Regions from separate parts of the Mus musculus genome. Here region 2 is linked to region 1. The links are chromatin loops, found by intact Hi-C in ENCODE. Cell type or tissue: heart. All regions are shown on one strand. Each heading gives the region's core, and the rest is flanking DNA. Links, peaks and the distances in the headings are about the cores only. Region 1 holds the start of Wdr1 (WD repeat domain 1). Region 2 holds the start of Slc2a9 (solute carrier family 2 (facilitated glucose transporter), member 9).

The links. Hi-C counts contacts between places; a loop is a spot of excess contacts. Peaks named below come from ENCODE experiments on the same cell type or tissue, not always from the same donor. Only the 100,000 strongest peaks of a DNase experiment are listed, where the experiment ranks them.
Region 2: a loop joins it to region 1, with 5 times the contacts of the local background. A loop is called at or near these places in 5 of 42 quality-filtered maps.

What each region holds. Positions count from the first base shown.
Region 1 is chr5:38,554,784-38,570,501 of GRCm38, reverse strand. It overlaps Wdr1 (WD repeat domain 1), which reads left to right and starts at 8,803. Exons shown (of 15, transcript NM_011715.3): 1 at 8,803-8,986; 2 at 9,301-9,422. The coding sequence starts at 8,971. In heart, for the core only: no CTCF peak of the experiment used is centred there; DNase peaks (open chromatin) are centred at 5,464, 8,741 and 9,661; H3K4me3 peaks cover 3,599 bases; H3K27ac peaks cover 3,040 bases.
Region 2 is chr5:38,474,321-38,490,038 of GRCm38, reverse strand. Slc2a9 (solute carrier family 2 (facilitated glucose transporter), member 9) reads left to right here and starts at 9,733. Exons shown (of 12, transcript NM_001102414.1): 1 at 9,733-10,000; 2 at 12,546-12,644. The coding sequence starts at 9,908. In heart, for the core only: CTCF peaks have their summits at 9,890 and 12,668 (motif pointing right); DNase peaks (open chromatin) are centred at 9,768, 10,798 and 12,658; H3K4me3 peaks cover 1,134 bases; H3K27ac peaks cover 1,222 bases; H3K27me3 peaks cover 1,017 bases.

The DNA of each region.
Region 1 (15,718 bases), core at 4,385-12,384:
CTTCCTCTTCAGTTCCTGCCTCCAGGTTCCTGCCTTGACTTTCAGGATGGACTGCCATGTGGAACTGTAAGCTGACATAAACTGTTTCCTCCCCAAGTTGCATTTGGTCAAGGTGTTTCCGCGGTAATCGAACCCCTAAGACACAGGTAAAGGCCTCTTTGCACCTGAAGCACAGGTTTTCATTGATGTTTTTCCTGGTAGTTAGCTTGACTAATTTTCTCATCAAATAGGAAATAAAATTGATACAGGACACCAATATCTGCTGGGCAGTGAGCTCCTCTATGGTTGCAGGAACTTTGCCAGTCCCTGTCCCATAAAGGGGTAAGCCACACTCAGATAAAGCAGGAATTAAATAAAGCCTTGCTCCTGGGAGCAATCGACTGACCCCTCTCCCCTCAGGATCATCGTCTGCCTTTAGGACCTCACCTGATGTTTCAGTTACTCCTCCCGTGCCTCATCAGCTACACAAAGGTCTTCCCCAGCTGCATGCAATTGCCTGGTCCCAGTGGTCTTGGAGTGTGATCAGAGTGGGGGCGCTAACTAAAGTGGCAGGGAAAAGAGATACGGTTTCTATGCAGCTGACCCTCCAACCCTCCTAGGAGAGACTGTCAACAGACGCAATCTGGATGGTCTCAAGATTAGTACACGTTTGGCAAAAACCGAAAGGCTACTTGGAGGACAGCATCCAGCAGCTATAAAAGGACCAGTGTGCTCATAGAGGGAGAAAACTGTACATAGGGAGAATGTCAAGGGCAAGGGGAGGATGCTCCAAGTTAAGGGACATCAAGGAGTACCCATGGCAGAAGCCTGGTGGGAGAGAAGGTGGAACAGATTTCTCTTTCAGTCTCAAGAGAAGCCAACCCTAGCAGTCCCTTGATTTGGGGGCTTCTGTTCTTAAAGACAGATTTCTGTTCTTTAAGTCACTGGGGTTTGGAGTCACCATTTGGTTATGGTCATCCTTGTGAATCAATGTTCCTCCTTAGTCTCATGCAGACCTACAACTCAGTTCCCCTTCTGGTGGGGATGACTCGAGTTACAGGGAAGCAGACCAGGGTACCAGCTAGCAGCAGGCAGAGCTCAGATGAAAGGGTCTAATGACACTTGTGCTTTCCCCTAGGCCATCTATGGGGCAGAGTTCACTCACTCCTCTCCTTTCAGGAAGCAGGAGAATGAAGAAGCCTGGAGCATCCAGCTTATCAGCATCCCTTCTCCACAGAAGCTAAGGTACCTATAGATGCTTTCAGGAGGAGCAGGCCTCTGGTTCCTGTTCATTCAGATTAGAGAGAAAGCTAACAAGAGGCTTCAGAAATAGCTACCCTGGGAACAAGGTCAGAGGGCACAGGCAGGAGCTGGGATGGAGTTCTCCAAAGCTTCAGAACCTACACAAAGATCCTCAGTGCCCCCCTGGGAAGAGGGCTGGGCTAATTCCATAGGAATAGCTTGAAGGAGCACCCCAAAAGCATCCCAGGGCAATTTTCCCAACCAGGGTCAGGATGAGAGCACAGTGCTAATTAGACATGCAAGTCAGGGCAAGCTAGAGTCTGGTCTGCCCAAGCAAATGACTGTAGAAGCAGTCTCTATGCAACCAGCAATAGGTTCTGCTATGACCCTTAGATCAGACCCTGTGGTAAAAACACCCATAAAGACACAGGGTAATCACAAGGCCAAGCCCTCATACTTTGAGCACAGACAGATAATACACACACCACTCCCTAGAAACAAGCACCACAACCAGACACATGACCACATATTTGAAAGCCAAGAATGCTGGCTTTCCAGCCTAAACTGAAAGAAGAAAAAGATGTGTAAACCTTTCAGTTTGAACCCTACTAACACTAAACTTGGCTGAATGGATAAAACTAAGCTCGCAAAAATCACAGTTTTTGTATAATGGGCCTCTCTCTCTCTATTAATCATCTTATTTGTTTACACTTCAAATGATATCCCCTTTCCCAGGTATCCCTCCACAAACCCTCTCCATCCCATCCTCCTCTCCCCCCTCCCCTTTGTCTCTATGAGGGTGCTCCTCCACCCATTCACCCACATAATGGGCTTTCTCCTATGTGTTAAAACCAGCTCTAAAGAAGGCAGACCTCATCTTGAACCCTACTTGCGCACCACTTATGGCTTCTGAACTCGGACAAGCCAAAACTTGAACCCAATGCCCCCAATGTAAAGATAGTAACCCGATGCCCCCAAAGTAAAGATAGTATTAAGCCGAGTGTGGTGGCCCTTGCCCACTTGGGAGGCAGAGGCAGGCAGAACTCTAAGCTCAAGGTCAATCTGGTCTATAGAGCAAGTTTCACAGAGAAACCCTGTTTCGAAAGACAAAACCCCAAACTAACCAACAAACAAAAAGACAGTGCTCAGACAGCACACAGCCAGTGCCTAGAGCTAGTTCTCAGAAAGTGTGCGCTGAATTAAGAAGGGAGAAAACACTGCCTCAGAAAATAGCCCTAGGTAGGCAAACATGATCACAGATGAGGTGGGATTGTCCCGTGGCCTCAGCAAACCACTTTACCTGGTAGAAAGCAAGACAGGCGAAGGCTGAAGTTCCTGAGATGCAGCGCTGGAGCAGAAGTGGGTGGGGGTGGGGTGCAGAGCAGGAGACAGTAACAAGAGCCCAAAGCTAGTACAGGAGAATTTCACTTAACGGCCATAGGACACATGATCAGGTCCCTAAGTCTTTCAAAACAAGGATTGCCAACTGGAGCAGTTAGCCATCAGCCAAACCTTGTAAGGATCATCCCAAGCCAATGGGCTTAGCTGCCTAGGTTAGCTTCAGGAAATCCATAGGTAAGGAACTACAACAGGGTGTGAAGTGGAAACTTAAGGGTTCTTAGGAAAGTCATTTGGATGGTGTTTTGCTGGGGCAAACTAGTGAAGGAACATTTCATTATAGTAGTGTGGAAGGCTAAGGCAGACTGTTGAAGGAGTCTCATGTTTCACTGAAGCAGACGCAGGGGAGAGGATGTTCTGCTAAAGCAAGCACATGAAAGGACACGTGATGAAAGATACTTTGCTAACGACGCTCAAGTATTAGTCCACCTTACACTGCATAGTTAAGCTGCATTTGTCAGGACACCATAGAGAGAAACGCACCAAAAAACTTCTGGTGGTGTGCTGCAGTTTATTGCTGCTTCCAAGGACTTGGGCTGATTGGATGCATGTGCTGAGGCAAGGCACATGGAGGACACGTGATGTTTAGAGGGAATAAATAGGACTCCACTGAGGGACAGAGACAGAGTTTGGTTTGTGTAACACTTGTGGATCTTGCATCTTTGATGATCTTTGCTTCCCTGGAGAGGCACAGCTGAGAACTTCTCCTGGGGTTCCTGTTGGTCCCTCCTGCTGACTCATGCTGAGGCTGAGGCCTGGCTGTCTCTGCTAGCTTGTATCACCACTGTTGCTAACTCAATTCTACCCAACTGGACTACTGGTGTATGTGTGAAGTGTTTGCAAGTGGTGAGCTGTCACTGCCTGCTAACCTGTGAACTGAACTGCTGATTTCCAGGCAACACAGATGGGAGTTGCTCTAAAAAAATCTTTCTAAACAGGTACACTCCCCCCACAACTCTTATCCTTTCTTTCTACTACTGCTGGTGGGTTAAAAATAAGGATAAAGAGTTTAAAAACCATCATTAAAAATATGATTTGAAAAAATTAAAGTTATAGGATGTACCTGAATTATAAGTAGCTGTGATGTTGGCAGCAATGCGAAGTTCTTACAAAGTGTCTACTGTAGATGACCTCAAACTGGAAAGTATCTGAGTCCATGATAGAATTGAAAGTCAGTGTGGTTTATATGGTTAACCTGGCACGAACCTTGAGTCACCTAGAAATAGGGGAACCTGCATCAAAGAGCTGCCCCAGTGAGATCTGTGTAGTAGCTTCATCTGTGATGAATTGTTTTGATAGTGTGGGAGGTCATGAATCCACTGTTCATGTGGGCAGTGCCGTCACTGGCCAGGTAGTCCTGGGTTGTAAAAGCAAGATGGTTGAGCATGAAGATCATGATCTAGCGAGCAAGACAGCAAGCAACATTCCTTCTTACTTTATGCTCTGAGTGCCTGCCTTGACGTCCCCTCAGTGGTGGGCTGTGAACTTGGAAAGCAAATTGGAATAAGCTTTCCTCTCCCAGGTTGCTTTTGGATCATTCACAGAAACAGAAAAGTGAACTACAAGCTTGCCCTGGGGCTGACCAATTGAAAAAGTATTTATAGAGACACTAGGGAGGGATCCAGTAACAAGCTCCTTTAAGGACAACTTAATTCACTTGTTCTTCCCCTCTGAAGGATTGACAGTGCAGAGGCTAAAAACTTCTAGGTAGGTTTATGGAGTCAAGCCAGGCTGCAATCAGTCCTCAGATTCCTTCAACCAGGGCTTGAAGAGCAGAGCAGCAATTCTTTGGGGAATAACAGCTCAGCTCTCCTTTCCATGTCACAGACAACCTCCCAAGACCAGCTCCAGAATCAAACAAGTACCTGGAAGCTCGTTTTCCTCTCAGGTGACTTGAAAACCCCTTCTACGTCACATCTAAGTGCACCTAAATCTTCAACCTGTGTTAGATTTTAGGATTTCCAAGATCCAAGAAGGCAGGCTCTGCAGCCAAGGGCCTTGCAGGTTGGTTCCAGCAATGGAAAGCCTAATTCCACCACAGACAGAGCTCTTCTAGGGTACACAGCAAGCACTGGAGAGTCTCTCTTGGTGCAGACTGGAGATGGACGAAAGTGAGGCTGCAAAAGAGGTGACCCTAATTCTGACTATCCCAGAGATAGGAGATGGCCCCTACTATGGTCTCCCTCAGCTCATTTAAGAGACCAAGACTGAGACAGGTTCTGAAATTCCTTTAGCGGGTAGGCTGTGAGAAGGCAAGTGAGTGACACGGAAGATAACCCTTTTCCAGGAGACTCAGTCCACACAGCAAACCTCTAGACTCTAGAGGATAGAGTCATCAGACTAGTTCTAAAGCGGCACCATTTCAGGCTGGATACAGGTGAGGACTGGGAAAAGCCCTTTCCCCTGTCTAGAATCAAGCAAGCAATCAAGGGCTGCAGGGAAGAGGTTAGATACACCTTGGAAGTCCAGAATTATCTCGCTGGCTTGGGTTCCCAGAACAGACAGGTCTCGCCTCCCCTCATGTATCCTGCTATGTGTGGAAACAAACGGCAACTTTCCAGCTGGGGGCTATAAGACAACACATCCAAGGCCAACTGAGGGGTGTCTGTGTTAATGTCCTAATAAAAGTTACTGAAACTAGCTTACCCAAGTCCGACTGACCCGTTTTTCCATAAGTACTTTTGGGTCCCTTCTTTAATGCAGCGTCTTTGGAATTGAATGCAAATTTGTGATATTTTATGCTGCCCATTTCCTCCCAGCAATCAGCAGCTTCATTTGAACTGTCTGGAAAGCTCTGTGCTCATGGGGGAAGGGAGAAACGCTGTAACCAGTGCCAAACAACACAGTGTGTGGCTTGTAAAGAGGATGACCTCAAAGTCTGGTGTCTGGAACAGCCCAGAAATAGCAGGTACAGGAGGCTGAGGTAGCCACGAGGTAGAGTAGAACCACACCTATTAAGCTGTATGAAAACCAGGCAGGAGAGGTAACTCGAGGACTTCAGGGGCCAAAAGCTGAGTAGATGGATAAGGTGACTAAGACCAGTTGGGGGTATCGGCTCAGGAGCTCCAAGACCAACTTCTCAGCACAAAGATGTATTTGCACCAGACAGACAAAGAGCAGGGAATAAAAGACAAAGAAGATAGAAACAAGGGAGAAAAGGAAAGGAACAGGGGCGAGGAGAGAAGTGTATTTGTTTAGGAAGAGAGCAACAAATGATTGCCTCTGGATAGAGAGGAGACAAGCTTGGCCCCTAGGCAAATGGCAGTTTATAAATGTAAAAGGGGTAACCTTATGTTAGGATGAGGTGTTTAATTTTAATTGGGCATGTTAATTAGGTGACCCAAAGAGGATTTTTAATTACTGGACTTCAATACTTTGATAGCTGGACCTTGGTAGTCAGCCTCAGGTGGAGGAAGTGGACACGTAAGGGAATGTACCTTGGTGGCTAGCTTTAGGAATGTAATCTAATGGGTTTGTAGCAAGGCAGGGGGGAATGGGGAGAAGAGCAAGGCCTGCCAAAGCCATGTTTACCATGCTCAGGCTGGCTAGAGTCCCTTCAATCTTACTGGCCACAGTGGTCGACTCTATGCATAATCAAGGAGCCAGAATAGGCCCAAGTGCTGAGGCAGCTTGGAGCAGAGTAGCAGTGGTAAGAAAGCACAGATTCAAGCTAAGGGCTTTCATAAACACTGGATTCAATGACGGACCGAATGTGGAGGATGAGGTTGGGTGAGGTTTCTGCCGTTGCGATGAGGCTGGACCACTCCGTAGTCAGTGTGGGAAAGAACAAGCCAAAGGAGCCTGCAATGAGGAGGGAGGGGCAGGCAGGGCATTCATCTCAGTTGGCCCGTGTGTCTGTTTGAAGAGCTAGCAGCTTTTAAGACTCCCATAGACAGTGATGGAGGCATCTGGGTACAAAGACAAAGTGGTTACAAGTGGCCAGGCTAATTTCTAGAGACTGAAGTCATTGTATGGACACATCAAGTGTTTCCTCACTTGACTTCCTGCTGGACAAACCTAGCTGCTTGACTCCAAACATTAGTGCTGGCAGGTGTAGCCAATCTGTTCCTTGCATGGGAACTTCAACTATTTCACACACCCGAGTGCCCCCTCTACTAAAACCTGGAAAACTTGACGCATGGTACATGATTTTTTAAAGTGCAACAGAGTCTGGATTCTGCCAGAGAGCTTGGCCCCAAAGTGTTTTGTAGGATCACTCTCAGTGTCAGTACCAAGGCTTGATGCACATAGGACAGCTATCAGCTTGTAAAGAGCTTGGAGCTGGTGTTACCCCAGCAGTCTTTGTACCATGCTGAGTGGGAACTTTAGTGTGGTTTAGAAAGGTTATCGCTGTTATCTAAAACAATTCTAGTAAATAAGAAAGTCACAGTCTACACTATCTTCTGTCCCAGAATCCTAGGACAGACCTCTTGCTTGTTGAAAATATCCCTAGCACATCCCTAGGACAGTGCTCGACCAGACCCAGGGAAAGTGTCTTTCATCTGCACAGTGCAGTGAGGTCGCTAGAAGACTAACAGTGGGACTGTTCTGAAATCATAATTGTAGTTAAGGAGCCATGTGTTGCTGGTGGGCAGTTTGGTGGTTCTATGGCAACATCAACAATGCAAATGGGGAAAGCAAACTAAGGACCCCAGGAAGTTGCAGTGTAAAGGCTGGGACAGACAGGTGAATCATTGAGATAGTAGCTGGAAGTCACCACTTTTGAGAGAAATTAACCAGGTGGTACTGGCATTCCTTCTAGGCACCACCCCACAGTTCCCTGCAACAAACAGGTATGCCTGACTCACTATAAAAGGGGCTACTTGCCCCTTCCTCATTCTCTTCTCTTGCTCCCTTCCTCTTCTGTCCCTTTTCTTCCGGATCCCCGCCCCCCCCCCCCAAACCAACTCCAAATGTTCATGGCTGGCCTCTACTCTGTCTTTCTGTCTCTACTATCCCCTCAACTCTCCTCCCCATGTCCTAAATAAGCTATTTCCATATTATACTGTTCTGTGGCTGGTACCTCAGGGGGAGGGGATGCCTCAGTTCAGGATGGGCCCTCAGAGGCACCCCTTTCCCCCACAACATACTGCACCTCCACCAAACATATCCCTGGCTTCTTTTTCTTTTCTTTTCTTTTTTTATATAAAACATAACAGGTGGGATCCCTAGACAAGCAATCCTGGCAAACAAAAGGTCACAGAGGGCAGGGGGTAACATTCATAGAACCTTAAAAATACTAGTCTATCAGCACAAGAGACTAGGTACTAAGGAAAACAGACTTTTCAAAAAATACTGAGGTTCCCACACAGGACCTACCGAGTACACTTAAACTCTTCTCTACGAAACCTGGGCACTCCTATAGGCTATAAATTCATTTAACTGCTAACTAGATGGCAGTTAAGATTAAGATAAGCTAGAGGAGAATCAGGTGGGTGTCCAGGTGAACCAGGAGAGTGGGGTGGGACTGGTCCGCAGGGTAATTAACAAACCTGGCTCCAAAGCAGAAATGGACTTTTTCATTTGCTGCAAATTCCTAAGAGCTCTCCTTTGAAAGCCCACTTTCCGGGTTTCCAACTAGGGCTTCAGAACTTTTCAATCAAGTAACCAGAGGACTTCATCTTGCCCTAATCAAAACCTGCGAGACTCAGAAAATTCCAGGTTTTGCTTTCTTTCCCTCTCCATGAAAAGAATTCCACCCTCACGCCCTCCCCAGAGCGTGTTAGGAAACAACCCCTGCCATCCTTAAGAATTACAGTTCTTTATTCTTGGCTTCTTTGCTACTAGGAAGTTTCATGCAGGAGGGAGAGGGAGTGAGACGGGGAAGTTCCTAAACATACCCAGTGAAAGGCAAACAAACAAAACCCCATACGCCCAGTGGCTTCAAGTCTTTTGCAAGCCGGGGCGCCAAGCTGGCGTTGGAAAGCTCGAGAAAGATCTGCTCCACAAGAAGGCTCCCGGTGCAAAGGCAGACAGCCCAAGAAAAAAAACCCTCCCGCCCCGCACCTACAACCCTCCGCGCCGCCTTTTCACGGGTCGCGTCACGTCACTTCCGGGGCGGGCCCGCAAGCGGGGCGGGGCGGTGTCCGCGCAGGCTCGTGGGGCTGCAGCCTCCGAGCCGAGCGCTTGACTATATATGGTCAAAGCTGGGGGCGAGCCGCGCCGGGGCCGCGCTTCCGGGTTGGGTTGTCCGCAGCGGTAGCGCGCGGGGCAGGCGCGTACGGGTCTCGGAGCCGGGTCTCGGACCGCCCCCTCCGCGCCCGGCACGCCCGGCGCCGCCTTCCGCGCTGTCCCTGGGCTCGGCCACTGCGAGGTTCCACTCGAGCGCAGCGCCGTAACAAGTGGGCGAGGATGCCGTACGAGATCAGTGAGTGCGTGGGCCTCCGCGCGCGGCCGCCGGCTTCTGGGGTCGGGTGCAGGCGGGAGGGCGCGGCCGGGGTCTTGCACGGCCGCGGGGGTGCGGGCCGGGGACCCCGGAGTGGGCGTTGTGGACTGGGCCGGCCGAGCTGCGGGAGGGACCCCGGGGCCTGACCGCCGCCGCCCGGGAAGTCCGCCGGTCGTGCCCGCAGGCGGCAACAGGTGACCGGCTCGGGACCCCCAGCGCTGACTGACTGCAACTCCCTGGGTCCCGCGAGGCCGGGATTGCCCCTCATGCACCGTGCCGGGTTTGTATCTCCCCAGAGAAGGTGTTCGCCAGCCTCCCCCAGGTGGAGCGGGGCGTCTCTAAGATCCTCGGTGGAGACCCCAAGGGCGATCATTTCCTCTACACCAATGGCAAGTGCGTCATCCTAAGAAACATCGATGTGAGTACTCTTGTGCCCGGCGGGGCCTGCTTCCGTCCCTACCCTGCGAGCTACCTTCAGAGTCGGGAAATTCTTGCCCTTCCGCCCCCTCACCTCCCAGTCAGTTGGCCTGGGGAGAGGGGAGCCACGCCCCTTCTGCCCAGGAGCCACACCTTGGAGGCTCAGTGGACTGGACTGGACTGGTGGTGGTGTCATCCACCTCTACCCCCACAGCCCCGTAGACTGGCAAACTAAGACTTGGGTCTCTTCAGTCCTTAGAGCCAAGGGCTTTGAGTCTGCTGCTGCTTGATCATGGGGTGGCTGTTGATTGGCCCTTCCTGAGCCCAGTTTCCGCATTGGGGAAATGGAGATAGGGAAATGATCCTCCACTTCCCCTGGCTGCCTTGGCTGGCTGAATGAGCTGGTCAGCTGTCCTAATGCTGTCTGTACCTGGCATAAATGGAGCACTTGGTAAATGGCCCTTGTGCTTAATCATCCTAATACCCTGGGCTTCCTGGTATGCTAGAGCCCAGGCCTACACACCCTGTCCTCTGAATGCCAACTGTTACAGACTTGAGTCTCTGAGAGGAAACAGGAACTAGTGAATTCCTCTGGATGGTTCTCTGAAAATGACCTGCTGTCCCCAGAGCAGCAGCTTTTTGGGAGGCCCTTGCAAATTCATGTTTTTTTCCTCTGGTTGTTGAAATGAGTCAGTCTGCTGGGCCTCCTCTCCATTTCCAGGATGTGGCTCAAATCTTGTCTCTCCCGTGCTCAGGCCTGAGGAATGGTGTAGGGTAGAAGCTGAAGGCTGGACTTAGGGCTATGCTTGGCAAAGGGCTGCTAGAGGGGTGGAGGGTTTGATTGACTCTTCCACCAAGGCTGTCACCTTCAGCTCCTGCACGCCAGGAACATCATTAGTCAGGTGAAGTAGCTCATGACACCCCTATCCTCCAAGAGCCTCCCAGCTGGCTGAGGGTAGACCCCAGTTTTTTTGTAAAAAGAGGCTGCAGTTTTGAACTGTGGTGGCTGCTGGCTGTGTCTTTGTAAGTCTGGTTAAACCCGACCAGTCATCAGTCCTGTGCTGGCTTCTGACCTCTACAGGATTGTTGGGCACCTCAAGTGAGGTGGAAGTTTGGGTATGAGCCTGCCTTGCTAGTTACACAGATTCCTAGAAAGCTGGCCCAGCCTTCTTAGAACTGGGGAAGCCTTCTCAAAAGCTTAACACTATATTGACGTCATAAGATTTTGAGAAAGTAAAGGAAAAATGGAGATGGTCGCAGGAGCTCTGTGGAATTGACAAAAGGTATCTGAAGCATCTTCATACACCCCTAGCTGTAGGGTATTTGGTTTCTGTCCCCTACACGTAGTTTCCTCAGGCCACTTTGTTGCTCTTCACTTCCAGTTGGGAGAACTGCATGGAGTGGTCACTCGGGTGCTAGGCCAGCTTATCCCTCGAATTTGCTGGCTTGGTAGTATCAGAGGAGCAATGCAGCCGTTGGCTGAGGGGGTGGGTTCGCCGCCAGTGACATGTCCACCAGTCAGTCCTTTCCAGGCTTCACTGTCCTCTCCTGGAGGAGGTGCAGCCGCTTCTCATCCCACCCCGGTTACGTTCCTAGTACGCCAGGAAAAACAATATGGTGTAGGGATCTGTTACTATAGCCTTTTGTGTGCTGTATGTCACTAGGCACATTCTGGTCTGCTGATGGCCTCCTGGTCCTCAAAGATGGATTCAGTTTTTATTAGGACAGAGTGTTGCTAGAGAAAATGAGATGTGAGTTCTCAGGAACATGAAGATGCAGGAAGGAAGGTGGTCTGCTAGGAATCCAAGTCCAGGAAGGCTGGCACCACATCATGCCTTGTAGACCTCTGACCCAGGTCACTTTTGGGGTTCTTGCATGCTCCTTTCCCCAAAGTCAACCGTGTCCCTCGACTGCTCTGATCCTCAGAGCTGCCCTGTCACATTTAATTAGAGTCCTATAGAATCTGGCAGACTCGCCCTGTTTTGCTCTATCCTGTATCTAAGCACCATACTGGCTGCCCTGAGGTGTGTTCTTGCTGTGCCTGCTGGCGCAGTTCTGACCAGTCACACACACACACATACACACACACACACACACACAATTGGCTCACACTCAGCAGCATTGCCCCAGTGCTCTTCCTTTGACCTTCCTCTTCTCTGTCAGCTCCAAGCTCCAGGCTCCCTTGCCTCTTCTCCTCACATGCTACCCATCCTCAACATTCCACCTGCTCATGGTGCGGCCTTTGCCCAGATACTCATCCTCCTGTGTCTCCCTGTCATCTCTTACACTCCTGTTTAGAAATGACCTCACTAGAGGGCCCTTCTCCTTAACGGCATTTCTCCTTTTAGCCTTCTCTTACTTTCTGCTGGCAGTAAATGTGAACAAAGCTATTGCTGTTGTTATTCCTAAATATTCCAGGCTCTTCTCTCTGGCCCGTACCCCTAGGAAAGCAGGGCTTTTCCTGTGTCGTTCACCTCATGTCCTTACACTAGAACACCTGACCCACAATATTCCAGTGAGCTCACTGCACCTAATTTCTTTTCCTGTTAGAGAGTGTCACTGTATTGCCAAGGCGACATAAAATCCCCAGCTTCTGCCTCACTGGTGCAACCCTAGCATGAAAGGCACTACTGTGCTCCAAATTTTCTGGGACCCACCTTTAGAATTTATACAAGAATATTCTTGCCAGCCTCCTGCTGGGGCTGCCTGTCAGCTGTTCTGTGACTGAAAGACGGCTTTGTGAACCTGGCTTTTGGAGAGCTGGTAGCAAAGATGCTCTCTGTCTCTTTCTCCCTTGTCCTGTTGCCACGCTTGAAAAATAAATTCTCTGCAGGCTTAAATCATGTGGTGACGGAGGCCATCTGGAAACTGGCATTTGGGAACTTTCAAACATTGTATATCTTGGCAGATGTGAACCCCTAGCAGAACTAAGGTATATATCTAGGAAGCTCAGTTCTGTGAAATTGGGTCTCAGGGAATGACACACAGCAGTTGGACTAACCACTGGCTCGTCTCTTTGGACCAAGTGGAGGAGGTTGAACTCAAACCAGTTTTCATTTGGCACTATCTGTTACCAGCCCATGCAGGAGGATCCTGTGTGGGTCCCTGCAGGTGGGGGTGGAATAAACAGGACTCGAAGACTTAACAGTCGCTCTGTCCAGGTGCGTGCCTGCTGAGTCACTGCTGCATTGCCAGCATGGCTGTCAACCAAGGTGGTACAGGTTACAGGGCCTGCTTGTAGAGCAAACTGTCATAGCAAAATGTGTTCTTTGTAGCAGAATGTGGTAGTGTGTTTGACCACTTGGACAGAAATGAGCACACACGCCTTTAATCCCAGCACTCGGGAGGCAGAGGCAGGCGGATTTCTGAGTTCAAGGCCAGCCTGGTCTACAGAATGAGTTCCAGGACAGCCAGGGCTATACAGAGAAACCCTGTCTCGAAAAACCAAAAAAAAAAAAAAAGAAAGAAAAGAAAAGAAAAAGAAATGAGCACACAGTAGCAGCTCTGTCCAGAGCCAAGAACTCTGCTCCCTTCACCACAAGATCACCTGGTGGGTAAGGGCTGGACAAGGTGCTTCACCACCGGGCAGGCACTGAGGGTCTGTGGGCTCAGGTGGGATCTGTGGGTGCCATTGAGTAAAGCTAGAGAAGAGGCTGTAACCACAAGGATGAGGGACATGACTCAAGTTGGCAGCTAGACACGTATGTGTGGCTCAGGCTACCCTGCAGTAACTCAGCATTGTTCTCTAGGTTTGTCACATCAGGTTTCTCTATGTAGCCCTGGCTACTCTGGAACTCATTCTGTAAACCAGGCTGGCCTCAAACTCAGAGATTCACCTCTGCCTCCTGAGTGCTAGGATTTAAGGCTTGTGCTACCACTGTCCACCCCAGCATAGTTCTTAAGACCACTGGAAACATTCAAAGATATGTGACAGTGACAAGGTGACAGCTGCCCTTGACACATGTTTAAGTTTGCGGCTGGGAAACCCATTAGCAAGCTGGGCATAAATGCATTGCTCAAAGGCTCGTCATCTAGGTAGCTGTCCGTTGTTTCTGGTATTTCTAGTACATATCCACAAAGCCAGGGTGTCATTTAGCTTAGCCTATGAGCTGTATGCCAAGACTTCTGTCACTGCTTCCTGGTAGGGGGATGGGGTTTGTTCACTATCAATGTTTAAATATAGTATATTGCTGATGTTTAATAGGTAAATGTTGCTGAACATTCTACAAATCACAGGACTATCCTATAACAGAAATACCAACTCCAAAATACCAGGAACATCAGGTTCAAGAACCCTGGTAGATAATATTCTCACAAACTGTAAGCCATTTTACAAGAGTGTTGGGTGCTGTGGAGCATCAGAGACGAAGAGTATAATGATAGCTGCTGGAGAACACTTGGGGTTTCAGAGCGTGAGTAAGAGGTCTCCCAGAGGAAGGTTTAGACACACAATGGATGTGGGCAAAGTCCAGACAGGAAGCCACTGTAGTGCGGGGTGACTTTGGTTTGGTGTGTATCTTCTGGGAGGAGCAGGGAGGGTAAGCACAGTCCCCTGTGATGAGAGAGAGAGAGAGACAGACAGACAGACAGACAGACAGACAGAGACAGACAGACACCAGCAGCAGCAGCTAGTCCTTGAGGCCAGGGAAGAGGTAGCCTGGGCTCCCTGAAGAGCTTGTCCTGTTTTGCCTCTGCCATCTCAGTGGAGAGTGTTCCCTACTTGTGGTGCCTCTTTCAGAAAAGATTCTAGTTCCCAGCTTTGATACTGGACTTGTTACCTTCCTTTAAAAAGGCCCTGTCTCACCTCTGTAACCATTTCTACCTTCAGTGTCCCCCAGTATAGAAGCACAGGTCATCTCTGAGCCTGAGAAGAGTCTTTATCTCATTGAACCTCCTAATGAATGGGGTAATGTTGGGATGGCCAAATTGACTCACATAGCATCTGCAGAAAGTTGTCTGGCTGTGCCGATTCTCTCCTGCCACTTCCCTGCCTCCCTATTGGGTAGGTGGAGTCATCTCCCAATAGCTCATGCTTGGGCAGGTGCCGGGCAGGTAGCAGGAGGTACCGAAGCAAGGTGGCAGTGTCTTGACACAGTCCGAGGGGCACTGATGCTTGCAGGTCACACTAGAATACTCCTAGACCTGTAAGTGACCACCCTACCTCTTCTCAGTCCCTGGCTCCATCCAGTATTACAGCCACGTACAGCCAAGGTGAGCTCTTAACTTCTGAGCTCAGGAACCAGACTCATGCTGATTCCAGCTATGATAAAAGAATGGGACCAAATGGAGGAATGGAGACTGTTAAATTCAAGCCCTGGCCTTACCACAGCTGGCCTGGGTCACATCTAGTCATTTAGTTTCATTGTGCCTTGGCTTATTCAGCTAAGCATTAGTTTATAACCTGCACTTCTTGCAGAGAGTATCAATGGAAGGGTGTGCTTAGTCCCTGTCATAGTGAATTCAGGGTCTTTCAGGATGGTGAATCAGACACATAAGTCCTGTGTAAAATCCATTTAGTATAAAGTTGTTGGTGGAATGTACCAAAAGAATGCACATCCCAATATGTGGGTGCTGAGTGCACTCATCATGAGTTCTTTTCAGTGTGACATGTCAGGGAAGGACAAGTGGACCAGTGCCATGTGCTAAATCTTTGACTAAGAGATGGGGATTGAGGCACAATTTAATGGAAGTAGGCGGACTTTGAAGCAGTGGTTTGTGGAGCACGGGCTGGATGAGGGGTGGGACAGGGAAAGGGCTCTGGACCAAGGTGAGCTGAGAGTTGTGTTATGGAGCCAGGGACGGTGTGCTGTTTGGTGACTTCCCAGTCAGGTTAACCAATACATGGTGAGCTATCAGGGCCAGGCAGGTACTGTACCCAGCTTGAGGGTGGCTCTGAACACTAGTTAGACTCCTCCAATTCCCTCTTTCAGCATGGTATAGTCTGGGGCTTGGCCCAGGCATAAGTTCTGCTGTGGATGTGTGAAGGTATGTGTACTGTGTTGGAGCTGGGTTACTGCAGTAACACAGGGTTGACCTGTGTTTCTGGTGGATAGAGGGACCCTGTACATTGTGTTTAGCACAGGCTTTCCCATAGCAGGATCTGCTCCCAGTCCCAGGAAGTGTGCCACATGGGTGAATGGTGGAGGTTGTCCAGCACGGTCCTCCTTGGGCTCCAGGAGACCTTTGCTATTAAAGACGCACGTGGAGGCCCCTTTGTGGCACTGAGGGACATGGCTTAAAGGTTTAGTGTGCATGTTCTATTCGGTCCTCTGTGGACGGCCATGGTTGACTTAGGCT
Region 2 (15,718 bases), core at 4,958-12,957, 81 kb after region 1:
CCTGGGACAGACTGGGTCTGATGAAAGAGGTCCTTGACTCTGTAGTGGGTTCTAGTCTGGAGCTCTTATGGGTGCAGTCTCCGTGGGCAGCGGATTTTGCTGACTTAGCAGTTATCTTCTTGTTTCTTGCTGAGGAGGACATAGGAGACAATCCCAATTGTCTGTGAATGAGAAAGAAGCCCAACTCATCTCTCACAGGTGTCTCCCACGGGTACCCAAACTAGGTCACTACAGTATAGATTTGTCATCTAAAAAGTTAATGCTCGAGAATGACATGATTGAGCAACAACAACAAAAAAAGCAAATTAAACAAGTAAAAAGAAAAAAATCATATTTTAAGTACATTTTCAGTTTTGTGTTGAGCCACAATCATAGCTATCCTAGGGTCCATGGTACAAAGATTAGACCTCCCTGGGAGAGGGCCACTTATAGCATCTTTCCTAAAAAAGAGTGTATATATTCCCTCATCCTGCCCTAACACTTAACTGGCCCCTCACAACACAAAAGCCTCAATGTTTCAGACTTGCTGAATATCTGTCTACCCTCCCGGGTCCATGGTCCTTTCTCCTGGGCCTGTCACGTGGGCTCCGCACCTTCTCTGCTCCCGCTCACCTCTGTCCTCACCCTTTCCCTCAAGCACAGTGACTGCTGCCAGCACACTCTGACCTTGAACTCTAGATGATCCCCGTGGGAGTGCCTAGTGTGGGCAGAGCCACACTCTGACCGCAACTAAGGTCTCATTTCCTCTACAATATTTCTGAATTTAAGCCCATGGTGGACACTGTGTACTCACTAATGGCGAATGTAAAGGCCGTTCTCAGACTGCTTCATGACACACACACACACCCGCGCCACATCCTGCCTTCCCTTTGGTTGACTGTTTGCTTCACGCTTAATGCTGACGTCACTGGGCGATGGAATGCAGACAGAGTGGGTTGGGAGGTAGACTGTGCAGGACAGCATTGGACAGGTCCAGGCGGCTTTGGGGTGTAGAGGGTCCCAGAACATAAAAGCCATTCAGGGACCATCTTCCCATCTTCCCACTTCCAAATCTGCAACCCTTGTCACGGTTTTACTGTGGTCCATCGATGGCACACACTTCCGCCTGTGGCTTCCCTGCTCGCCCTCACTGCTGATGCCCTATGAGGCCAGTCTATACACAGGCTCCTCTTTCAGCTCTGTCATTCCCTGCCAACACTCTCAGGACACCCTTGCTATGATGACACCCCTCTCTTGATACAGCCAGCCCTTTGAGTCAGCGCTACCTTCTTGACTTGTCACCCCCAGAGTTTCAGAGGCCTTGTTTCCTATCCCTGCATCCCCCACCTCACCCCCTGCTTGCCAGTCTCTTTCCCGGTAGGCTGCTTTAGGAGTCCACCCTCAGCACTTTCTCCCTGGTGACCGTTTTTGGTGCTCGAATTAAAGACTAGTTTTCATTCACATCCCGGGGGAGAATCAGAAACAAAGCGAGTAGGACAGTCTCTCCACCCACCCACCCACACCCACCCCCAGCCCTGCTCTGTCTGGAACATCCCTTTAAGGGATTGAATCACAGTTTTGGGGATTGGCAAGCCTGAGATCCACACAGCAAGCTACACATTCACTCCAGGACTACTTTTATTTCCGTCATGTGATACGGATGCTTTGCCTGCCCCAGCCCCAAACATCTCTAAGTGGAACTCCTCACACCTCACCCTCTACTCTGCTACCCCACCCCCTCCCCCACCCCAGGTCAGACACTTACCAATCATTCGTAGCTGGAGTAAACAATCAGACACCAGAGCTTAGCTAGGCATCTCCAGGATCTTTTTTTCTTTTTTGTCTGCAGCGCCCTCAATCACCACAGGGAGAAGAAGCATAGAGGTCACAGTCCTGAAGCCAGGATGGAGACCGGAAGTTCTGATTCCAACCACTTGCTCTCCCCCATTGAGCACAGGTCTTTCAAACCCTGAACCCTGGCTCTCACTTAGTCATACAGAGACCAGCCCTCAGCCCCCAGGCTCTTGTGCTACGCACTTTTCCGGCTGGTCAGGCCTTGTGCTAGCTTGGACAAAGAGGAATAGGCTATGACCTTCGGGTGTGAGAAGTGGGGGAGAGGACCAGCCAGGGTTCTTCAGAGAGACAGAACCAGCAGGACATTCTCTCCACCAGCCTCACATCCCTCCTGTCTGCTTCACTCCTTTAAGGGATCGCTTCATGAAGTTTTGGGACTGACAAACCCCAAATCCACACAACCAGCTACAAATCCACCCCAGCAATGCTGATTGTTGCAGTCCCATTCCAAGACTGGAAACTTGGCAGAACTCCTGTGTTGTAGTCCTGAGGTGGACCCCCTTCCTCTTCAGGGCTCCCTTGTTTTTCTCTCGCAGTTGTGAAGTTTCTAGGGGAAAGGCACCTGCATCGTAGAGAGCCATCTGCTTTACTTAAGTCCCCTGATGGCAAATGCTGATGAGGTTGAAAACACTTTTCCAGCAACATCTGGATTAATCTGCAGATATCCAGCCAGTGGCACCGTAGGCTGGCCGTGTTGATACATAAAATGGGCTGTCTCACACAGAAGAGCATCACTGATGAGGAGACATCCACACCCATAGACACTGTCAGACGAACACAGGAAGATTGCCATACACACAGGTGTGCACACAGAGATAGACAGACATGCACACACTGATACAGATAGGTACATACAGCACACACATACACAGAGAGAGGGAGGAAGAGAGAAGGATGGACACACACATACACAGAGAGAGAGAGAGAGAGAAAGAGAGAGAGAGAGAGAGAGAGAGAGAGAGAGAGAGAGAGAGAGAGAGAGAGAGAGAGAGAGAGGAAGAGAGGGGTTGGGGGGAGCTGTCCCTGCGTCCTAGCTTCTCCAGAAATGATACACTTTTTCTCGGAGGTACCAGGCAGACACAGGTCAGGTTTTCAGGAGGAGGCAGCAGGTGACAGGGCGTCTGAGTGAGACCAAGCATTTCCTCCTTTCCTGTAGGCCAAGGGTAGCCTTAGGTACTACAGAAAGGCTTGCAAAAGTTTCAGGGAAAGCAGGCCCAAGAGTGGATCATGATACCAGGACCATCATCAGTACAGGGCCCCCAGTGTCCAGCTGTGGCGATTTCTGGACCTGAACCCAGCCCAGACAGCAATCTCCTCTGAGGATCCTGAGATCCTCAGGGTGATGGCTTTTATCCTAGGAAGTGTCACGTGCATGCTGTGACTCGGCTTTGGCTACTCAATAATTCAGAATTTTTTAAAAAAATTAAGTATTTCATTTCAAAATTAATTAAAGTGTGTCATTAGGCTAACAGTTTTTTTCCCAGTGGGGGAAAAATGGGGAAACAAAACAAAAAAATTAAAATTGCCATAGTATCATAGATTAGGGTGACTGTAACTTTGTTGTTTCTGACTCATCTGCTCATGTATGGAAACATAGCTATCCCTGCTCACCCTCCCTGCTCATCCTCCCTGCCCACCCTCCCTGCTCACCCTCCCTGCTCATCCTCACTGCTCATCCCCCCTACTCATCCTCCCTGCTCACCCTCCCTGCTCATCCTCCCTGCTCACCCTCACTGCTCACCCTCACTGCCCATCCTTCCTGCTCATCTTCCCTGCTCATCCTCCCTGCTCATCCTCCCTGCTCATCCTCCCTGCTCACCCTCCCTGCTCACCCTCCCTGCTCATCCTCCCTGCTCATCCTCCCTGCTCATCCTCCCTGCTCATCCCTCCCCCTCATCCTCCCTGCTCATCCCTCCCCCTCATCCTCCCTGCTCATCCTCCCTGCTCACCCTCCCTGCTCATCCTCCCTGCCCCATCTCCACTCTTCATGCATCCCTGCAGTCCTGCATACCCTGTCCCTGGCTCAGCCTGGCTCCACTGTCTCCACCCTGTGCCTGGCCAGCCTCTCACCTCCCATGCACGTGTGAGCAGTCTGAAGGTCATGGTCCATTCCTCTTCTCCCCAAATGCCAGCTCTGTAATGGCGGCGGGGGTGGGGGTTGGCCTTTGCTCAGGACTGGACCCCTCATAACTAGGATATTGGCACTTGGTGTTTGCCGAGGGAGTGCTCCACATACACATCCTGCCTTTGGATTTGAGTAAGAGGACACAGACCTGGTTTATGCACATGCAAAGCTTAACATACAAAGTCTTGATTATCAGTATGTCTGTGTTTAGTGTCAAATAATACATATTCACCTATATATTTTTTTCTTCACTTGTCAAATATAAATTTGCTCTGACTATTTCTTCCTGCCACATGCTCTTAGATAACAGGCTTTTCAACAAGATTTTATTTTAAATTATGTACATGTGCATGCCTATGAGTTTGTGTCTGTGAGTGCAGGTGCCCACGGAGGCCAGAAGAGGGTGTTGGATGTCTTAGAGCTGTAGGGAAAAGCAGTGGTGAGCTGCCTCATGTGAATGCTAGGCCCTGAACATGGGGCTTTGCAAGAGCAAACCAGTGAGCCATTGCTCCACCCAGAAATAACATTTTTAAAGGGCTATTAGGCTTTCTATGGGCTGGGAAGATGCTCCATTCGTTGAGTGCTTGATGTGTAAGTGTGAAGATCTGGGTTAGGAGTCTCAGCACCCAGTTAAACATCTGTAACCTGAGCATAGGGGAGGCAGAGACAGTGGAACCCCCAGAGCTTGTTGGCCAGCCAGACCAGTCAAGTCTGTGAGCTTCAGACTCCGTGAGATCTTGTCTCAGAAAATAAGATGGAGAGTGACTGATTGAGGATGACAGCTGGCATGGGCCTCTAGCCTCGGAGTACACAAGTGTGCACAGACACACCCATGCATATGCACAGACACATAATACACACACTATGCAATACACACAGAGAACACACACCACACACGTACACCACACACATACACCACACACATACAACACACTCACACCACACCCACATGCTTCCCGCTATGGATGAACTGTGACACAGGTAAACTTTTCTTGGTCTAGGACTAGCAGTTAGAACAGATCCCCAGTAGACAGACAGACAGAAAAAGGGGCCACCAGCAGGTTTTAAAAACTGGCATTCTTCCAATTTCCTCCTCCTCCTCCCAACCAGAAATAAAACTCTTAAGGACTGCGACCCTTTAATGCATGTTGCGGTGACCCCCAACCATAAAATTGTTTTCATTGCTACATCATAACTGCAATTTTGCTACTATTCTCAATTGTAATGTAAATATTTGTGTTTTCCAATGGCCTTAGGTGACTCCTGTGAAAGGGTTGTTTCCCCCCTCCCCACTCCCCACGAAGGGTTCATGACCCACAGGTTGAGAACTGCTGCCTTAAGGCCCAGTGGACTTTTTCTCTGGCGATCAGGGATCCTTGCCTGTGTCCTGGCCTGATGGTTTCCAGGCAGGCTCAGCACGTGCTTACTCAAAAGACTGGGCCTATCAACCTCCTTTTCTTTCTTCAGACTGACCAACCCTGAATTAGAGGAGAAAGACCACTTGAAGATCCTTCAAGCCCTAACATTCAAGGACTTCCTGAATCTGCCCTCTGATTCGCAGAGGGTCTTTTTGAGTGCCTTGTGCTCTTTCTCTCCCACCTCCTCTTCTCTCTTCCTGTCCCTCTCCCCCCTCCTCCCCTTCTCTTTCTCTCTCTCTCTCTTTCTCCCTCCCCCCTCCTCCCCTCTCTCTGTGTGTGCAGCTCTGTGTGTTTTCTTACTCCTAATAAAAGTCTTTCTTCACGGGCTGATTCTGTGTGCCTTGTCTGAGATTTCCCCTGCTTCTTTAACTGGCAGTGAAAATGAAGCCAACCAAGGCTAAGACCCCACAATGCACCACACAGTCACCATTGCAAATGCCATTTCCTAACATGGAAGACATTGCAATGAATAGCTTTTGGGTTGAAACCTTTGTGCTTAGTTTATTTCTTGTCCCAGGATGCATTTTTACAAATGCCGGGACAAGTTTAGCTAAAGCATGCAAATTGGTCTGAAGCTCTAAAACATGTCAAAACTCTAGAAAACTGGCAAGGCTTGCCATTTCTGTCACCGGGGGATTCGGGTTACCTTTTTTTTGGTGACGCTAACTTGACAGGTGAGACTTAACGGTTTGTCTCAGCTTCTACTGGCTTCAGTTTCACTGGAGACAGACAGTCTGGTGTTTCCAGCCTTTGTGAGCCCGACCTTCTGAGGGAGGCTGCTTCAGGGAACAGCCTGCATTCTGTAAGCTAGGAGGCAGGTGTGGGAAACACAGCCATTGCCCTGTCTCACGTTTCCTAAATGGAGCTGGGCCAGAGGAGACCAGGTCTCTCCGGGGATCTGGGGTCAAATGAGGATATTACAATGTCTCATCCTGGTGTCCTTGCCTGAGTGAATCTTTCCTGAGTGACTTCCTCTTTTTTTTTTTTTTTTTTTTTTTTTTTTTGTGAAGTATTGTGGCTTGAACCCAGGACTTCATGCATGCTAGGCAAGTGCTCTACCACTGAGCTACATAGCCAGCCTCTTTAAAAAGGGTTTTATTTTGAGACAAGTTCTCACCAAGCCAGACTGGCCTTGACTCACTGTGCAGACCAGTAGGGCCTAGAACTGGTGATCACAGTCTACTGACTAGCTTGAGTGACCTCCAGCATAGCTGTCTCCACTGACCTACCCATCACCAACAGCAGATGACTAATGGCGTCCTTTCTCTTGCTCTTAGGAATAACAGAAGCCCAAGACCATGAAGCTCAGTGAAAAGAACTCCGCAGAAACCAAGGAAAGCCAGCGGGTGAGGAGGAAGGTGGCCAGTCCTACTTCCTTGTTCCTCCTTTCCTGTACCTTCTGGTAACCAGGATATCCATGCTCCCTCCTCCAGGGGAGTGGGGTTATCATGACAACAGCAGAGAGCAGGGGTGCCTGAGAGGACAGCAGTGTGGGACGCTGTGGACTATGCATAGGTCTGACATGGGTTTGGCAGGGAGATGATCATCAGAGTCTCTCTCTGCTGGAGCTCCCTGGACTTGTTGTGACAGTTCCCATTCCAAAGGGCAAATAAGGGACATTGATGATGACAACAATGTGGTAGTTGTCCTTAAATGAAAGATACATCGAAGAGCTGGAGGCGATGGCTCAGTTTGCAAACTGTTTGCTGCATAGAACCCAAGGAAACGTCAGAAGCAGGGGGAGGTGCAGATCTGTAACTCTAGTGCTGAGGCAGGGGGTGGCCCATTCTGTGAGAGATCCCGTCTCCAAAAATAAGGAGGGAAATGAGGGGAAACCACCTGACTTCTACCTCTGGACTCCATGCTATGTGTGTGCCCACCCCTACATACACGCATGCATGCACGCACTCAAAGTTTCAAGAGGCATGAATTGAAACCCATCCCTGCTCTACCTGTTTCTGCTTCCAGGAGGTCTTCAGTAGAAGGTCTCCTCAATAGGATAGAGGACACTGACAAAGATCATTCCTTCAGGCAAGAAGATTTATTTAATGCCGGAGAGGACATGGCAGGGGTCAAGAAGAAGAGAAGGAACAAGGGCACTATCAGGGCACTGGGGAAGATATGGGAGGCTGCTTTAAAGCAATTGGGAAGGGGAGGGACTGGGGAATCTTTGTACTCTGTGGGGAAATGAGGAATCTAGCAGACAGAGGGTGGTGTCACTGTGGAGAAAAGCCACCTCGGGTGCATTCATTGGGAGATGGGGGTGCCTTAGCCCTTTGATATCTGAGGTCTCTACATTCCTTAGTTCCTGTCATTTTCCTGGAGTTTGAACACCTAAGGAGGTTTTCTTACAATTTTAAACAGGCTGTTTGCCTCTTTGTTGCACCAGAGATTAGCATCAGAATCAACTAAGAGACCTGCAGCAGAGCCAGAATGATAGCAAGTGGCCCCACATCTGGGATTTATCATAACCTGAAGTCTGGAGGCTCTAGGGAGCCTAGCATAGACCTGTCCCTGAACCTGACTGTGGGATGCCTGCTAGTGTCTGTAAAATGGTGGGAACACCAAGTCTGCTTGGCTCAAACCTAACACTTAGCAGCCGAGAAGATCCCCTCCCGCCTTGGCTTACAGCCAAAGTAAGCCCACTGCAACCTCTACGTGGACACCTATGCCCCGATTCAGTTCTCTTGGTCAATCTGTTCCTGGCAAAGAATAGAAGTGGAGAAACTAGCAACTCAAGGGATATCCATGAGTCTTTCCGGGGTTTCAAGAAATTTGAGCCCTATTTCTTCCTCCTATAGTTCTTTTCTGTTATTAACCACGGTAACTATCAACTATCATTGTGTGTGTGTGCTCATGCATGCATGTGTGCATGTGGGGTGTGTGTGTGTGTGTAAGAGAGAGAGACAGAGAGAGAGGCAGAGACAGAGGTCATCATCTCTCGTTCACCCGGGCAGCCCTCTAAGATTTGATTTACGATAGTCCGTCTGAAGAGGGACATCTGACCTTCAGGGATCCTGTCCTCAACAATAAGAAAGATAAGGGTGGGGTAGAAAACAAGTTGGTTCCCCAAGACAGCCACAGGGTGACACAGGGCCTTGGCACCCTCCCTGACAGAGTGCCCAGCTGTTCTTGCACGTGTGTGTTAACCACCTGTATCCTGGTGCTCTTGAACTTGTCCAGGGTGAACCCGGGAAGTTTTAAGTCGGATAGGGGTCACCTGATGCATCTCAGCAAGCTTTTACTAGCTGATGAGAACTGTTGCAGTGGAAAAGAAAACAGCACAGAGGGAAGCTGGGGAGCAGGTGAGGGAGAAAGGAGACCATGACTGTGAAGTCCTTGGTGTGAAGGAATGCGGCTATCCCCAACTTCTCTTCTGCAGATCCCTCCTGCACCTTAGGCCCCAGCCATGTAGGCTTTTTTTTTCCCTGTCACCAGCATCAGCTATCTGGCTATCTGTGCCTGCAGAAGGTGTCCCAGGGTGAGGAATGTCAGGCTGAGCAGTTACCTGGGCTCTGTGAATCCCTGGCATTGAACCGAGGCTGGTCTTTCTCGCCCAGGGTGGTCCCTGCTTACCCTGGACAGCATTGTCTCCTTCCATTACCATGGACAGCATTGTCTCATCTGGGCTGGATGCCTTCACGTGCATGTGACAATCATGTCCCCAGAAGTTTCCTTTCTCACCTTCTTTATCTCCACATGTCCTTTCCAGACACAGCTTCTCAGAGTCTTGTGTGGGGACTTGAACACTGCCCCTCACTCCCTACACATTCCTCATTGACCAAGCCTGCTTCTGTCCCCTCCCACCCTATCAGAACACATAATTTACGTAGCCTGCCTTGACCATGGCTCACTGAAAATACTTCTCTGACTGACATTGAAGCAAACTGACCACAGAGTAAATTAATTCTCAGGCTGTCCTGGGGCATACAAGGTCGTTGTCTCGTTACGCGTTACGCTTTTATTGAGCCAGTTAGGACCTGCAGAGAGGGCCACCGACATCGCTGCACGCTGCTCTGCCCATTTGCTCTTTGAGCAGCAGAACTGACTCTGCAGGACAATTAGAGAAAGATCAATATTTCATTTTGCCCCGACAGAATGGAAGCTCAGAGCACGGCCAAGACTTGCCCGTGGACACAGATAAGAGGAGGAGTCAGTGCTGGAACCCATCCAGCTTCTAAGGAGAAAGCCAACAACCTTTGGCCTTGATTCTTAGGAGGTTTCTCTGGGTTTGTGCCAGCTGCCCCATCCAGAGCTCTGGCCTTGTTAGAGAGAATCATAAATGGAGGGGGGGGGGGAGGGGAGCCAAACAAAACAAAACGAAACCAAAAAAAAACCATGACTTGGGCGTGACTCCGGGGAGCGAAGCTGTCTCAGTTGCTTGGGAGCAGGGGAGCAATGTCGCTCGCTTCCTGTTCAGGCATGATCACAGAGCCACGCTTCCTGCTCTGCCCTCCTTCCTGTGGACTCTGCCTCCTCGCTGCAGAGATGCCCTGGCAAGTCCAGGGTCCTGGAGCCAGGAAGAAAAAAGATGGATTCCAGGGAGCTTGCTTTAGCTTCCCTGATGTGTGACACCGGTGGCCCTGGGGAGCTCTCTGTGGGTCACCAGCAGAGGAGGACAAAGGTAAACACAGACCGGCTTCTGTCCTGTGGGGGGTGCAGGCCTGGGTAGCTGCTACTACCAGACAGAGCTCAGCCCCTGTCTGGCAGCTGTGGAGCATACCACCTGGAGCGGGAACGCTGGAGTTTGGAGTTTGAACTCTCTCTCTCTCTCTCTCTCTCTCTCTCTCTCTCTCTCTCTCTCTCTCTCTCTCTCTCTCTCCTTAGCCTTCACTCTCTACCACCTCTGCCATCCCATCAGGGCACTGAGAATGAGGCTCTGGTGGACAGCTCTCTCATGCTTGCTCAGAGCTGACTGCCTTTTCTTTCCTAGGGCAGGCAAACAGTAATACTCTTGATCATAGACTCCTCCTCTTATCTGTGTCCAGTGGGAAGAAGTGTGTGTGTGTGTGTGTGTGTGTGTGTGTGTGTGTGTGTGAGAGAGAGAGAGAGAGAGAGAGAGAGAGAGAGAGAGACAGAGAGACAGAGAGAGAGAGAGACAGAGAGAGAGAGACAGACAGACAGAGACAGACAGAGAGACAGAGACAGAGAGACAGAGAAGCAAGGAAACCCCTCCCCCCCCCCCCCGCCCCAGAAGAGGGGCTGAGGCAGGAGACAGCTTCTATATGCCATTCTCCCTTGCCGAGCAGGACCCTTCCAGATCTGATGGGAGTAGTCCACCCTTAATTAAGATGAGAGTTGAGAGCCATGGGGAGGTGGCAGGGTCTAGAAAAGAGGCTTAAGATAGCTGGCACTAGGCAGTTCCACCATGCCCCCAGCACGCAGGAACTGCACACTGCCTCGGCAGCAGGCTTGGCACCAGACACAGGAGACAAGCAACCTAGTCCCAGCCCTCAGGATAAGCCCCACCCCCTGGAACCTGACAGGGCACACATGCAGTGCCCGGCCCTCTTCTTCTCCTGCAAACCCCTTATGGTGTGGATTCTATTACCACCCTCATCTTAAAGATGAGGAAGCTGATCAAGGAGTGGCCATGTTACTGGTCAAAGCTTACACACTGTAGAAGCTGCAGTGTTAGGATCCAAAGTTGAATCAGAGATAAACATGAGAGATGGCAGGGAGTGGGGGGGTGGGGGGGGAGGAGCTGGGGGAGGCACATGGGTGGTGGCTTTCAGGAAGCTGTTCAGAGGAAGGGGCTTTGGCAATGGGTCTGAGGTAATGAGAAAACCTCTAGGACTTTGGGTGGGCAGGGTGGGGAGAGCTAAGCTTGTGTGTCTTGGCAGAGGCTGAACCAGAGGGAGGTAAAGAGAAATAAAAGAAGAGCTTTCTTTCTTTCTTTCTTTCTTTCTTTCTTTCTTTCTTTCTTTCTTTCTTTCTTTCTCTTCCTTCCTTTCTCTCTCTCTCTTTCTTTTTTCTTTCTTTCTTTCATTTTTCTTTCTTCCTTTCTTCCTTTCGAACTGGCTGTGTCTAGCAGCCCACTGCGTTTTCAGCAGCGGTACTGTTATTAAAAGCCCATTTGACAGATGGACAAGTTGAACCCCAGAAACTTCCAGTCTCTGCTTAGATGCCCACTACTCTATGGTACTAGAGTCTAACAAGAGGAGACTAAGGGCAGAGCATGGAGTTGCTGTTAGGGGCCACTGCAGTTTCCCAAACTATACATGTGCCTGATCTTGGTCCCTTAACTAGACATTGTCTTAGTACACCCCTGGGGGTGGCAGGATCTAGTACCTACAAAATACATGCCTGTGCACACAAATATGTTAAGTGGTGGCTGCCAGAGCCCCTGGTTCCCTCCACCAGACCACAGGCCTGTGGCAGCTCTCCAGTCCCCAGCAGGTGCCAGCTGGTCAGCCTTCCTTCACTAAGACTCGGTGTTCATGAGCATGGCCAGGTCCTGGCTGTGGTCATCTTGAATGAGGCTGGGACAGGAGTACCTGGATGCAGCTCTCAGATTCTCAGCGTAAGCCCCGCCTGCATCTCTATCTGCAGGTCCTTATTCTTAGGTGTGCTGACCAGCTTGTAGGCTGATGCTTTGTCCTGGAACTGTGCATGTGTGTACATGCACATGCACATGAGTGTGCATCTGTGTGGCTATCAGCCATCTCAGACCCCGGTGAAGAGTCAGCTGTGCTGGTCGGGAGCCTTGTCCTGCAATGGGGACCAGCTCAGCTCCAGGCTGCTCCTCAGGCAGCACCAGGGACAGCTCTGCACACCTTCTCTGTGACACTGGGTGGAACTGGACTGACTAGGGACTCAGGGAAGAATGGTACAGAGAAAGCACCTAGAACTGTGCCTGGTGGTAGCGCTCAAGGAGTGCTAGCCGCTGCTAACAACTTAGCTTTGCCTTTTGCTCCTGCTGGATCAGACAGCGGCCACATCCAGCACAGGCCTGCTGGGTGTGTGTGTGGGGGGGGGGGTGCGGAGACCCTCAGGCTGCCTTGCAGGAAGACAGCTGTATAGTGGGACCTCAGGGCAGGAACTCTGCCTTGCCGCACCCCCCCTCCCCACCCCCAACTGCTTCTTTTCCCTCCTGATTTTCCCTCTGGGATGCCTTCCGGCTAAGGAGGCATCCCACTCTGACACCTTCGTCTTCTCTCCCTTCCCAGAAATGGTCCTTCTCGCTCGTCGTGGCAGCTCTCGTGGGAGCCTTCGGGTCCTCCTTCCTCTACGGGTACAACCTCTCCGTGGTGAACGCGCCCACGCCGGTGAGTGTCCGACCGCCAGAGGGCGCTGCGCCCACGCAGGGTGACCAGCAAAAACAGGGTGGATGGGGGGAGGAGAGAGAGATTGAGAGAGTTGTCGCAGAACTGAGGTATCCTTCAGTACAGACCGGGCTGGGCTTGAGGACTTTAATGCCAGTGCAAGTATTTTAGGAGATTGGAGCGCACGGACTTGTCCTTTTTAATTTAAATTTTACTCACACTCAGAGCCACCTGTTATGACTCACCCCTGGCTCCTGTTTCAGCCTGAGGTCAATTCCAGGCTCTCTGCTGGTAGCAGGAGAAGGTGTGCCCCAGGCCAGGTTTTCTTCTGCCAACTCCTGGCAGGATGGAGGCGGTAACGGGAGGGGCAGAGGCTGATGCTGAGCCCAGGCTTGCAGGTAGAGGATGGGGCAGGGAGGCTACCAAATTAGAAAAACCTGGGAATAGGCTCTGAGCTCCAGGTGGTTTGAGCACTGGGCAGGCATGTTGGGGGCACCCTGAGGCCCACATAAGCCAGGCTGGTGGCTCCGGTACATCATTCTCCTGTGTCAAATACAAGGGAGCCAAGGCTGGTGGGTCTCCAAGAGGATACAGGTGCCACAGGGATGCATGCTCCATCAGTGCCAAGGCAGGTCTGGGTTGTAAAACTTGAGCTAATGCTGACATTTGAGGAGCTGTCCAAGTTATCTCAAAAATCGGCACTGATACTAAAGGCTGCTGGGAACAAACGATCTCAGGTGGTTCTTGCAGGTGTCTGCAGCTACCTGGGCCTTTGACTCTGTCATTTCAAGATGAGGCTCTGACTTACCTGAATTCATCTCTGAAAAAAACCGACTTGTGATATGGACTATTGATTTGTCTGGGAAGTTCATCAGAGCATTCACCCAAGAGAGTGGGGCCTCTGTGAAACACAGATCCATATGAGATTTGAACTCTGAGTAGTGTGATGTCACTGACCCATGAACCACAGGAAAGAGCAGTTTAGTCATTCATTCAACAAATATATACTGAGTACCTGTCACATGCTAGATGCTGGGAATCAGGAAGGCGATCTGGAGGAGGTGGACATTGAGCTGAGCCCCATATGTCTGGAAGCATTTCCAATGAGGCAGGGGCAGGGGCGGTGCGGGGGCGGGGCAGGGGCGGGGCAGAGGCAGAAGTAGGGAAACCAAAACACACAAGGCCTTCCTAGCTATATAGGGATGTCAATAGGGTGATAATAGTGAAGGTGTGACTTGCCATTCCTATTCCCGAGGGGAATGGGGAGATGGGTTGGGAGAAGAGGCTAAAAGCAGTGGAGGCTGGGATTGAGGCTCAGTGGTAGAACACCCACTTGCCCAACACAGGTGAGGCCCTGGGTTTGGTCCCCAGTACTGAGAAATCCAGCAGTGAGAGCCAAGAAACCCCACATGTGAGGAGCCGCCCTCACATTTGCCATTATAAGATGGCACTGACAGCTGTGTTCTAAGTGGTAAACATAGTCTGCACACATGCAGGGGCAGTTTTCCCACCATGTGTTCTGCCTTTCCCGTGATGACAACTGGGCCGATGGGCTGCAGCTAATCAGGGAGTAATACGTCCTAGGTGGAGGATAATTCTCCTTAAAAAGGGATGGGGTTTCGCCAGTTGCTGGCTTGCTCTCTTGCACTCTGGCTCCTGAAGATGTAAGCAATAAAGCTTTGCCGCAGAAGATTCTGGTTTGTTGCGTCTTTCCTGGCCGGTCGTGAGAACGCGTCTAATAACAATTGGTGCCGAAACCCGGGACGAGAAAAAACTCGGGACTGGCGCAGGGAAGATCCCTCATTCCAGAACCAGAACTGCGGGTCGCGGTAATAAAGGTTCCCGTAAAGCAGACTGTTAAGAAGGATTCAACTGTATGAATTCAGAACTTTTCAGCTGGGGAACGAGAGTACCAGTGAGTATAGCTTTACGAGGTAAGCCTGGCCTTGAACTTTCTAAGGAAATTCAAGACAGTCTATCAGAAGTAAAGTGGAAAATGGCTTTACAAGTTATGTTTGGCCTTGAATTTTTTCTAGTGTTAGAAGCCCTTTTGTTCCTTTTCACATGTTATCAAGTGGTTAAGGCAGGGCGGATTCTAGAGGAAATTCAGGACAAGCTATCAGAAGTAAAGCGGGGAGAGAGAGTAGGAGCAAAGAGAAAATATGGTACACAAAATAAGTATACAGGCCTTTCCAAGGGTCTTGAACCTGAGGAAAAGTTAAGGTCAGGTAGGAATACCTGGAGAGAGATTAGAAGAAAAAGAGGAAAAAGGGAAAAGAAGAAAGATCGATTAGCGGAGGTCTCTAGGAGATACTCGTCACTAGATGAGCTCAGGAAGCCAGCTCTTAGTAGCTCTGAAGCAGATGGAGAATTCTCCTCTGAAGAAACAGACTGGGAGGAAGAAGCAGCTCATTATGAGAAAAAAGGGTACCAGCCAGATAAAATGCGAGCTAATTGGTCAAGGAAAAAGCCAAAAGCGGCTGGCAAAGGCCAGCTTGCTGCTTGGCCTCTTGGCAGTCGGCTTCAAGGTCATAGTGCACCTCCACCCTATGCTGAGCCCCCGCCCTGCGTAGTGCATCAGCCCTGCGCAGAGAGGCAATGGACAGAGAGGCAATGCACAGACTCGTTCATTCCAAAGGAGGAACAAAGGAAAATACAACAGGCATTTCCGGTCTTTGAAGGAGCCGAGGGTGGGCGTGTCCACGCTCCGGTAGCGTATATACAGATTAAAGAGCTTGCCGAGTCGGTCCGTAACTATGGAGTCAGTGCTAATTTCACTATAGCACAAGTGGAAAGGCTTGCGAATCACGCTATGACTCCTGGTGATTGGCAAACGGTTGTAAAAGCCGCTCTCCCTAGTATGGGCAAATATATGGAATGGAGAGCGCTTTGGCACGAAGCTGCACAAGCGCAGGCCCGAGCAAACGCAGCTGCTTTGACTCCAGAGCAGAGAGATTGGACTTTTGACTTGTTAACGGGTCAGGGAGCTTATTCTGCTGATCAAACAAACTACCATTGGGGAGCTTATGCCCAGATTTCTTCCACGGCTATTAGGGCCTGGAAGGCGCTCTCTCGAG